Linked DNA regions of Homo sapiens: region 2 is linked to region 1. The links are chromatin contacts, found by Hi-C or POLR2A ChIA-PET in ENCODE. All regions are on one chromosome and are shown on one strand. Each heading gives the region's core, a stretch centred on a gene start or an enhancer-like site at or near the end of the contact. The rest is flanking DNA. Distances are from core to core; before and after follow the strand shown.

What was found. A loop is a pair of places that touch in the nucleus more often than their neighbours do. ChIA-PET counts read pairs that join two places held with the same protein, here RNA polymerase II (POLR2A). Pooled maps may share reads with other maps.
Region 2: a pooled map shows a loop between it and region 1 (3-fold over the local background). The contact joins two enhancer-like sites. A Hi-C loop is called at or near these places in 1 of 168 maps with a recorded cell type or tissue (GM12878), 3 of 37 single-sample maps with no recorded cell type and 6 of 50 pooled maps. POLR2A ChIA-PET finds 5 or more read pairs at or near these places in 1 of 52 experiments (OCI-LY7).

Annotation. Positions count from the first base shown.
Region 1 is chr2:7,823,675-7,829,475 of GRCh38, reverse strand. LOC105373408 (a long non-coding RNA gene) reads left to right here. Exons shown (of 4, transcript XR_922750.1): 2 at 940-1,120; 3 at 4,852-4,988. Among named protein-coding and RNA genes, the nearest start is that of LINC01871, 100 kb to the right of the region's middle. Within about 2 kb of position 3,680, at least 5 of the 41 ENCODE cell types and tissues checked have a DNase peak (open chromatin) inside an H3K27ac peak, as active enhancers do; they include GM12878, where a contact is called at or near this core.
Region 2 is chr2:8,227,456-8,233,074 of GRCh38, reverse strand. The region is part of intron 7 of LINC00299 (long intergenic non-protein coding RNA 299); the gene reads left to right. Among named protein-coding and RNA genes, the nearest start is that of LINC00299, 98 kb to the left of the region's middle. RefSeq lists an enhancer at 3,027-3,206. Within about 2 kb of position 3,319, at least 12 of the 41 ENCODE cell types and tissues checked have a DNase peak (open chromatin) inside an H3K27ac peak, as active enhancers do; they include GM12878, where a contact is called at or near this core.

The DNA.
Region 1 (5,801 bases), core at 2,431-4,930:
AAGATGCACATAGGCTATTATAGCCCAGCAACTTTGCTTCCTGGCATATCCCCAGTGCATACCAGTGTGCATGAGCAAGAATGTTCATGGCAGCATTATTTCTAATAGCCAAAAATTGTAAACCATGCAAAGGTCCAATGACAGGACAATAGAGAAATATATCGTTATATACTTATACAATGTGTCCATAGAATGAAAAACTCAGCTGCAAAAATGAATTACTTGTGTTGATAACATTATCATGGCCAAATAACAAACACGGCATTGAATGTAAATACGAGACACAGAAGAAGACATCCATACGGTATGATAACCATTCATATAAAATTCTAACACACAACACTAAATTATTTAGGGAAATAATAAGACTAGAAAGAATGCAGGAGAATAATAGTAAAATATTCAAAGTGATGCTTATCTTTGGTACTGAGGTTGAGGTTTTGCATTGGGAATGATCACATGTGGCCTCCAAATCTCGGATAAAAGTGTTTTTACTATGCTGGGTGACATGCTTATATTTTTTATATACATGTACACTTTCTTTATATTCTTTTATATGCATAGTATCCACACAATAAAACAAAAAATTAGGAATCAAATCAGAAGTAAAAAGTAAACAAGGCACATCTCACATTTAGAAGGCAGTGTGCTTTGGGATGGTGCAAAGGTCTGAGAGGTGGCCAGGGAAAAGATGGCCAAAATGCGGATGGGGTGAAGACCATTGACTTTATGGAGGTCAAGAATTCAGCAGGTCCATATCTTTGGGTAGTCAACAAGGTGAGTATAGACAGCAACCAGGACGATCTGAGGCATCGACAGCATGTGGAACTGAGAAGGCATTGGGGTCTCTTTGCATGTAGGGGTCTACACATTGGATGCTGTTGGGAACAGCACTGGGGAAAGCCTTCACTCATTTTCAGTCACTCGTTTTTCTTCCAGAGGAGGGTCCCAAAGCTGTAAGAGAGAAAACTACTTGAGCAGAGGCCCCAGCTGGGCTGGTGGCCCCGAGGCTGACTGCGGTGTGTGCTCCTCCCTCAGGAGGCCATTGCCTTGCTTGACATCTCCTGGGCAAGTCTCCACAGAACCTCTTATCAAACTCCAAAGTCATCTTCTTCCACACGTATGTTCTAGTTTGAGTGGAAATGACAATAACCACGTTTGCGTAACCTACTGATTATGCCCAATGGATGGCAAGAGCTTTGTGTTGAGTGGCTCGTGTGTGCTAATTCTAATTATTCCCCATGATTTTTCTGTACAGTAGTTAGTTTCCAGACTGATGACGGGAAGAGTGCTCAGTGCAGATGGGAAATGCTTATTATGCTAATTGAGTTCTGCGTTGTTAGTGGAAATTATTAACTGGAGATGTTAGCAATACCTCTGGTAGAATTAAGGGGGTGACAAAGTAAAAGGCCAAGATAAATGGCACCATGTCTGTAGGATGGACTGGGCCAGGGCTCCAAGTTCAAAGGAAGAAAATAGAGATTTTGTTTGTTAAAAATTTTAATTTAAAGGGTATCACATTTTTATAGTAAAATTTACTGGAAAAGAGATAAAATGATAGGGAAATGGTTTCTGTTTATTTACTAATTCTAAATATGATAATTGCATTAAAATATAGTATTTTAACAAGAAGACACTTAGGAAATGTCAAGAAGAATAAAAGAGCAATAATCCAATGTAAACTCTAATATAACATCCATATAGTTAGACAGGAACACTGAACAAAAAAAGAAGAAAAGAAGTCAGATAGAAGAAGAGTCTCTAACAACATGTACAGAGGACAGTTGTTGAAACTAGTTGAAAAAATAACTTTAACTCCTACCAATATTCTGAAAAGCCAGAAATTGATTGTTTTTCTAGAAAAGTATAGATTAAAAATGGATTCAAGCAGGTAAATAATTTGAACATACCAATAAACATGGAAGGCCTTAAAAAATTCAAAGAATTCACTTTAATGAGTGTCCTGAAACGAGACAGTTCTAAAATTATGTTTTTTCATGCATTTGTGTTTTAGGTAAATCTGGTGTTTCATAGTATATTCCATAGAATATGATGGCGAGTAGGGAAAGAAAAAGAAATTTTATTTTATTTAATTATGAAGATAGCATAACCCTTATACTAAAATCTGAAAAATAAATTATAGAAAAATTATAGATCATCTTAATTTGATATGCTAATATCTATAATGAAATTAAACAATAAGGTATAAATATCCGTAACGAAATTGAACAGTAGAATATATAAAATATTAAAACCAGAAAGGGCTTATAACTCAGGAATTAAATAATCCTTCTCTATTAATTAATGTATAGCTACTTCACAATATACATTTCAAGAAAGATAACATATATTTAAAAATATGGTAGGTGTTAAAAATACTTGCTAAATGTTCATTTCCGTTTAAAAATGTAGTGTTACATAGTAGAATGGTAGCCTTTCAAAACATATGCCCACATCCTATTCCCTGGAACCTGCAACCTTACTTGGAAACAGAATCTTTGCAGATGTAAACAACTTAAAGACCTCGAGATGAGATCATCTGTATTATTTGAGTGGGCCCTAAATCCAATGACAAGCATATTATAAGAGACACACAGACGAAAGGCAGGCACAATACTAGGAAGCAACTAACCAGAGAGGCAGAGATTGGAGTGATGCGGCCATAAGCCAAAGGCCAGCTGGAGCTGCCAGAAGCTGGAAGAGGCAAAGGAAGAAAGTATCTGTTGCTTTGGAGGCACTAAAAGGACACCTTGATTTTGGACTGCCGGCCTCTAGAATATGAAAGAACACATTTCTGTTATTTTAAACCACCAGTTGGTGGTAAGTTTTTACATCAGTCTCAGAAAACTAATTTAAAAACTTTAAAGTATTAATAGATGGATACTTATGTATTATGATGAAAAGTATCTATCTGCCAACGCTGGACTCTGTAAGTGCTTAAAATATAACTGCAACTTCTCCTGGATAGAGCAAAGGATTTGATTGCTAAATCTTTTGGACCAATCATGAGTTTATGACAGTGGACAAGTTTGCTTGTAGGTAAACCTCACTTTCTTCATCTCTAAAACGTGGTTAACAAAACACCATTCAGAGTAATTATTACAATTTGACATAATGCATTAAAAAGTTTACACAGTTCCCAGCACACAATAAGCACGTGATAAATATATTCCATACACACAGATACACAAAAGGACATGGTACCTGGGGCCACGCTGATTGACATCTGGCAGCTTCTAATTTCATTATGTGGTTCAGTAAGACAAGTGCTATTGTACAAAAGTAAAGCTAACAAGCTTAAACCAAAGTTTATTTTTTTCTTCATATGACTCAAAAAGAAATAACATCAAAGAAAAATCAGTTACAATTACAAAATGACTAAACTATAAGAAAAGTGTAAGGACCTTTTGTATCGGCTATGAATGAGAACATACTTTCCCAAAAGCTGTCTTTAAAAGCTGTGAACACCAGAGAAAAGCAGTGCCGCACACCCAGGTGCTCTCTGTGGGCGTGCTCTGCAGATGACTTGGGGTTAGGAAAGTGAGTTTCTAGAATTCTTGGCTTGTGCATCTGAGAGGTACTTTCCTCGGCTTGTTTGTTTTGCGTGAAGAGTTGCTAGGAATGATTCAGAATGTACATGTTTGTGTAGTGAAAGTCCTGGGGTTCTGGCATCCAGTGAGGGTCCTGGCCCCTGTACAAAGTCTTCTTTCTCATGTGGGAGCTGGCTGCTCCCCGGAAGTGGGTATAAAAGTCAGACAGCATTCCTCTCATTCCCAACCAAACAGGTCTCTCACAGAGAGGGAAATAAATGTCCCACTGGCCTGTGTGGGGGCGTTCCGGAAAAGGGCCTATTTCCATTCTCCAGGCACTTCTACAACTGCCCTGATGTCTGGAAGAGCCTTCGTGATTGGTGAAAATACAACTGATTTTCTAGTAGAAATATAGCTTCCCTCCAGAAGATCTATTCCACCTGAGCAAGAAGCTGGTTCTTTAGGCTGAGGATGGTATGGAGACTGTCTTAGTCTGTTTTGTGCTGCTATAACAAAATACCAGAGACTGAATAATTTGTAAATAACAGAAATGTATTCCTCACAGTTCTGGAGGCTGGGAAGTCGAAGACCAAGGTGCCAGCAGATTTGGTGTCTGGTCTGTTTCTAAGGTGGCACCTTGTTACTTCATCTTCCAGAAGATACAAAGGATGTGTCCTCACATGACAAGGCCAAGTGAGCTGAATACTGCTTGAAGTCTCTTCTATAAAGGCCTCAATTCCATTCTCAAGAGAGGGGCCCTCATAGCTTAATCACCTCTTAAAGGTCTCATCTCTTACTACCACCACATTGACCATTAAGATTCAACACCTGAAGTTTGGAGGGGACCCATTCCAACCCTAGCAGGGATTACCTCTCCTGTCCTTCCACTCATCAGTGAAAGGATGCCTCTGTCCCCCTCTCCTGTTTCTGGACCTATTAGATTTAAGGACATTTAGAAAGGGAGAAATGGCTGAGGAAGTTAAAAAAAAATGGTTTGATAAACTGTGGAATAAAAATAATCTCCATAGAACTTAATTGGTACTTTTTACTTGAGGGAAATCCATGTGGCCCCAGTTAGCATGATTATTTTTGGTCATGCTTGACATCTATGTTTGCAAGAATATTAATTTATTTGGCTGACAAGCCATGAAATGTCTATCTTTATGTTTCCCATTTGGTTATTCATCCTATGCATTAGGGAAAACACAAAGAAACCTAAAGACACCAGTAGGTGGTCCAAGTGGGGAGGCAAACACTGGCAACTGACACATCTTGCTATGTGTAAAAATCTATGCTCACGTCGCTCTGTTTTATTCCACAGGTTGTGCTATTAGAGATTAGAGGAGTTAATGTAGGTGCAGCTTCCTCACAGAAAATGCAAGACACACAAGGGCTGCTTTCAGCATTCTGCTTGATCGTGCACAGCTAGACGCAGAGCACTCAGGAGCACACAGGAGGGTAATAAAAATCACATCCACCATGCTTTCTGGTTTGCAAAAGCCCTTTGGGAATGTCATCTCATGTGCCTGAATGCAGTGCTCCCTACCTCTGCTTCTCACAGTGGGGTTCTCCTTCCAGATCCTGGTGTCCAGGAGAAACCTAGACATGGTCTTTATCACATTCAGACACTTCTCCATCTGCATGAGCAAGTACAGGATAAGGTGCTATGTTTTACTATCTTTGTACTGTCAGGGATGCAGATGGATAAGTGGTATTTTGGCACTAATTTGCAAAGCTAAAGGCCCCAGCTCCTAGTTACAAAGAATTTTTTGCTTCTCTTTAGTGGTTTCCATAGCAGTGTGTTTCTCCCCACAGAACAAGCTCTGGAAGAATTAGCACAAGAGTTTTGGAGATGATACTACTTGTTTCATTTTACAGTGCTTACCCTTTGACAATAGCTGCGTTCTTTGCTACATCTGAGGTTCATGATATTTTTATACCAAATCAAGAACTTAATTTAAAATACTGTCCAAAATAACATCTCATACAAACTTGGAAATCTTGGGAAAAAAAAATAACCAACCATTATGAAACTTTTAACCCACTCTATAATTTCAAGGGATAAAAAGCTCTTTATGTGAAAATGTATTGATAACATTTTGCCAAACACACAAGGACTCGAATCTTTCCCATGATGAAAAGATTTCTTCACCCATTGGGAAGATGTGTTTGCTTCTTATTTCATTCAACAAACACTTACTACACACAAGGTACATGCCAGCATTGCTTCAACCCTTGGAGATATACAGCCCTAGGACATTGTCCTCAAAG
Region 2 (5,619 bases), core at 2,070-4,569, 400 kb before region 1:
TGTTCACATTTCATTGGCTGCAATGAGTAACATGGCCATACTTAATTGCACATCAGGCTGGTGAATACATACTAGTTTTGGCCAGGAAGAAGGGGAAACAGATTCAATGAACAATTAGTCAGTTTCTACTACTTCACTTTTGAAAATGAGGGGTTGGAATAGACCTTTTAAGTACCCTTTTAGATCTGAATTCAACTACTGCAAGATTCTAAGATTTCTGCCCTTCATAGCCTAATGACTTTGTGTGAGCTGATCTGTATATGGCATCACAAAGATGAAGTATATTCTCAGCAATATAAAAAATGAACAGTACTAGAATGGTGAAACTGGACAAAAATGCTTCTATCAAAATTGTTTAGTGAGCCCATACACATCAATGATCAATAAAATATTTTAAAGGGATTAAAAAAACCCAGGCAGCCATAGTGAAATAATGGGGCCCAAACTTACTATTCTGCTCTAAACAAGTAGAAAATTGAATCAACTCTATGAAACAACTGTTGTCAGACCCTGGAGTATAGACTGCAGGTAACGGAAACAAATGAGGTGAACCAACAGCCATGGATTCCCGCCTGGAAGCACTTTCTCAACCTCAGTGTAGGGAGAGGATTCCAGGCAGAGAATGGTGGTGTTGCTGAGCTGAGAAGACAGAGACCAGGGCTCAAGGTGGTGGAGATGCTGGAACTGGTGGGACAGGGTACTAGAAGGAGCCATGCAGGGAAAGAGTGCCAGAGATCTGTGCTGGTTTTCTCTTGGTTCCCTTGCTGATCACTAAAGTGAACATGCAGAGGATGAAATTCCATGATGCCAGGCAAGAAGGACAGGGAAGATGTAAAGTCTGTGATTCCTAGAGCTGGCATAGGTCTGGGAGATGTTCAGATTCTATCTAGCCAAAGTCAGTAGGCCTCACTGAATGCTTGGGGCATTCAGAGATACCAAATGCGTCATGCCTCAGTAGTAGGTCATAGCTAGCCCTAGAATAAGTGCACTTGAAAAGAACGTGTATTTTTAGTTGTTGGGTGTAGTGTTCTATGCATGCTAATTACATCACATGTTTTTGTATTGTTCATATTTCCAGTGTCTCTACTGATATTTATGGCTGCTTGTTTCATCAGTTACTGGGGTGTGTTTCACGGTCTTTAACTGTGATTGTGAATTCATTTATTTTGCCTTTAGTTCTACCAATTCTTAAATTTATATATTTTGAGGTTATATTATTATGTGTGTTCACATTTAGGGTTGTTATGTCTTCTCGTTGGATTGATCCTGTTGTCATAATGAAATGTACCCTTTGGTATTTCTGTGATTAGAATAGCTTTTTTAAAATTAATGTTTACATGGTATATTTTTTTCCATTTGTTTATTTGAAACTTTCTGTTTTTTTATACTTACGTATGTTTCTTATAAGCAGCATATAGTTGGATTGTGCTTTTTGTAAATTCAGGCTGATGATCTTTGTCTTTCACTTATGGTATGTAGTGTTTTTATACTTGATAAAATTATTGATTATTTGACTTGAAATCTATTATCTTGTTAAATGGATTTCTGTGGCATTTGAGTCAAAACTATGTTTAGGTATATTTAGTAAAGCGTTTAGTTTACCCTAATCAATGTAGTAGAATCATCCTTTTAAAGAAGAATTATTCATTTTAATTTGTGAAACGGAATATGCTATTATTAGATGGCATTTTATCCCTGATGATTGACAGGTGATTATACTCTCACATAAATATATACCCCTTTGCATTGAAGCCTGTTGTTTGACTCTGTCCAATGCCTGCTCCTATCCCATGGAGTCTGCCAGTCTACTCTAGGCGGGGTGGGGTTCCTTCTCTTCTGTCTCTGCCCTCACATCTCTTCAATTATTGCATCTCATTACCTCTTGGCAGAGATCATGTCCTATCACTCATATCTCAGTCCCTGATACAGAGATGGTTCTTCACAATTTTTGCTGAATAAATGATTCATGCAGGGCAAGTTTTAGATTGACTCCAATGTCATGTGCTTTGACAGAAAGAGTATTAAAGATCTGCTAAGGTGAGGAGAGGCCTTAGAAGGTCTAAGACGATCCTGAATTTCTCATTCTTCAAAGGATTCTTAAGAAATTTGGGTTAAGCCAGGGATTGGACTGTTCTCTTTTGTTGACTCAAGTTCATAGATGAGGTCAAGAATCAAATCAGTCTCTTCTTTGGTAATGATAGACAATTAGTTTGGGAAAGACTTTTTTCATGAGTCTTACCCATCATTTATCAATTTTAAAGTCTATGAGTAGCTTTGAATACAAAACTGCATGTGAAAATCATTGTGTCTACTATTGAATAATTGACTAATCTGTCACTCACAGCTCCTGAATGAGGTTCCTGTCTAATTGCACCTGCCAGTTACTGATTGCACCTGCAATTAGGCAATTGTGGGGGCAGTTTTTGTGTTTCTGTTTAATTGCCTGGGCCAAAACGGAGAGTACCTTTTACAAATCTGGCCTATTATCTCATTGTGAGCCTTTGCAAATACAAGGTGACCCCAGGAAGAGATGGAGAAAATATATAGTTTTATTTGCTGCACACCAATTAATGTCAGTAATCTAGTGCCAACATTCCTATACTTTTCTGGTTTAGTAAGAAATTTACATATATTGGAATCCATCAATATCCCAGAATATAATTTATACTTCAATTTGCTACTATTTTATTATGACACACATATCAAAAGTAGTTCTAATTCCTAAAAAGTTTCTATATACATTATACTTGTTAAAGAACTTTTCAAGTGGTTACTGAGGTTCTGTTGTTCATGAGGAAGAACATAAGACCCCTTTTGTTGTTGCCTTTTTGGTCTTATTTACTGTCTGGCAGATGCAGAGATGTGCTGTTCAGATTCCCTTTAAAAAATGGACTTGCTGGCTAGGCACGGTGGCTCACACCTATAATCTCAGTACTTTGGAAGACCTAGATGGGAGGATTGCTTCAGCCCAGGAGTTTAGGACCAGAATGGGCAACACAGTGAGATAGCTAAATTTTAAAATTAGCTGGGCATGGTGGCTTACACTTGTAGTCCCAGCTACTTAGGAGGCTGAGGTGGGAGGATTACTTGAGCCCTGGAAGTTGAGGCTGCAGTGAGCTATGATTGCGCCATTATACTCTAGCCTGGTGACAGAGCAAGATCTCAAATTAAAAAAAAAGAAAGAAAGAAAGAAAAAGAAAGAAAGAGAAAGAAAAGGACCTGCTTCCTGAGGCGTAGAGTGTGGCTAACTCATAGTCTCCAGCTGCAGCTGCTTGGAGGTTTGCCTCAGCTTTGCTGAGTCATGCTGTTCTCAGGGCGGCCCTACCGGTTGCCCCTGCAAAGTTGTGGTAACAAGAAAGAACCGACTCTGCCCCACATGGGACTTCTCAAAGACAACCTTAGCCTTGGATCTCCCTGGCAGAGACTTTGTTTCATCATTTGTCGTTGCTCTCTGCCAGCTACCCTGCCCAATCCTGCGTCCTCCCTTTTCTTGCTTAATAGGTGTCGGTCTCTAACAAAGCGAATCGACTCTCAACCTCCATCTGGGCATCTGCTTCCTGGAGAATCCAATCTGCAACCACCATCAAGTAAAGATAAATTAGGAATAGCTCAGAGGATGTTTATTTTATTGAATTATTTCAGACCCAAGGCTTCTCTCCAAAAACTGTTTTCAAGGAAATCTATTTTTCTGTGAGATTATATAAGAACTGCCTCTTTTCTATTTCTTTGTTTTCATTCTTTTTTCTCACCACCAATATCAAGGGATACCATGTGTAAAATGATTTAAAGAATGCATGTTAGTTTAGAATCTAAATTTCAAAGGATTTAAGTTTCTACTTCAGTAATAATTATTACTATTTATAGGGATTAACTCTTCCACACATTTCTAAGTGAAATAAAAGTTAGCTCTAAAGAAGTACTACAAGTTGGAAGAGACATTTTACCTTTACGTTATCACATCATCAAAGCAATGTGGCTTTCATTTTATAAATCTTATTAAGTTTGCTTGCCTTTTCATATTAGCATTTATTACGATGCTGGATAATGTTACTTGGCGAAACTTGTACTTTCTGTCTGCCAAAATCTACATTACAAGATCTACATAAGCACCATTGTACGTAGTGTTTTCACACTCCCAAGAAATATTAATGTTTGGGACTTGAGAATAAGAAGCTGGAATTCCTGAGAATTCTAGGGAATCCCTGAAATTGTAAGTTAGTCTTTATTTTTTAGTAATATTTTATATAAATATTTTAAATTAATTATAAGTGATCATACTAATAAATAGTAAATCATTTTTAATAGTGCTATGATAAAACTTTCAGAAACTTTCTGCAAACAAAATATATGATAGCAAATGCATGGTTTATTATGATTATGAAGTGATGTATTGCTGACAAGATGAAATATTTTCATAACTGCAAGAGTGATCTCTTTTTGATAGAACCATTCCATAATAGAAAACATTAAGAGAACTTTAACACAAAATATACGCCAAATAAAAATTATTTAAAAGTGGAAAGATATTATCAAAATATTAAATATCTAAAAGTTGCCATTCTTAAAAATAACATTTTAAAACACTCAAAACATCAGTTGCCATGTGCAATAGTTTTGATCCATGTTTTGTAACAAATACCTAAGATGCACACAGTTTTTTTCTATTTCATGTCGAGTTGGTCGAATTATAAATGTGCCTCCAAAAGCACCCTCAATTTGATTATTAGGGGGCATGTTGCTTGTCTCCTATTTTAACAGTGAAAATAGTTTGTCTACTGGTCCTCATTTTGGTTTTGCCTTCGAAAGCCATCTTACTTTTGCTAATCTGAATTTCATATCAATTTCTGATTTCATGTAGAAGTATTCCACATTGATGTCTTATCTTTGCATTTCTCCTATTAAAGTATTCACAAAGAACTGTAGCCTCTAGTAAATATTCAAACATTGGAAAATGCTAAGGAATATCTTGGGGTATTATTCCAATAATGTAACACTTGGATCTCCCAGCATTTTTAACAGAACTACACAGAATCATGTCAGTGTTGCCAAGTTAAGGATTTATTTTGCTTCCAAAATTTGTTATTTCTTAGAACACCAGTCATCGGATTTGTGTAAAGTGTACTCTGTGTATAAAGGTATTCATATTTATTTTGTTTGTAACAATGACACACCATTTGCAGCAGACAGGGCCAGAACTCACTCTTATAGTAACAGCTATGAGCAAAACCAACTGATTACATTACCTTGCTTCTCAGTTCTTTGCCCCCACCTGATTTCCAGAAAGTTTGACCCTAATGTTGGACTCTACATAAGACATTTTCTGCTCTTGTTTTTTAACTTGAATCAGTGGCTTCCTCTGAACAAATAATGTCTTGATTGCTAACTCTATTTCTTGTAGGAACATTATGATAGTTCCTCCAGCTTTCCTGTTTTCACAACTTATTTTTCTTAGGACTTGGGATTCAGAAATACATACATTCCCTGAGAAAAGCAGGAAAGGAATCCTGCATAGAAACATCGATGGCTATCTTTCATTGAGTAATGGAGTTTGTTGGGAATTCCAGCAGGAGAAGAAGACTGGGTTTTTCTCCCTTGATACTCTGCAATGATGGGAAAGTG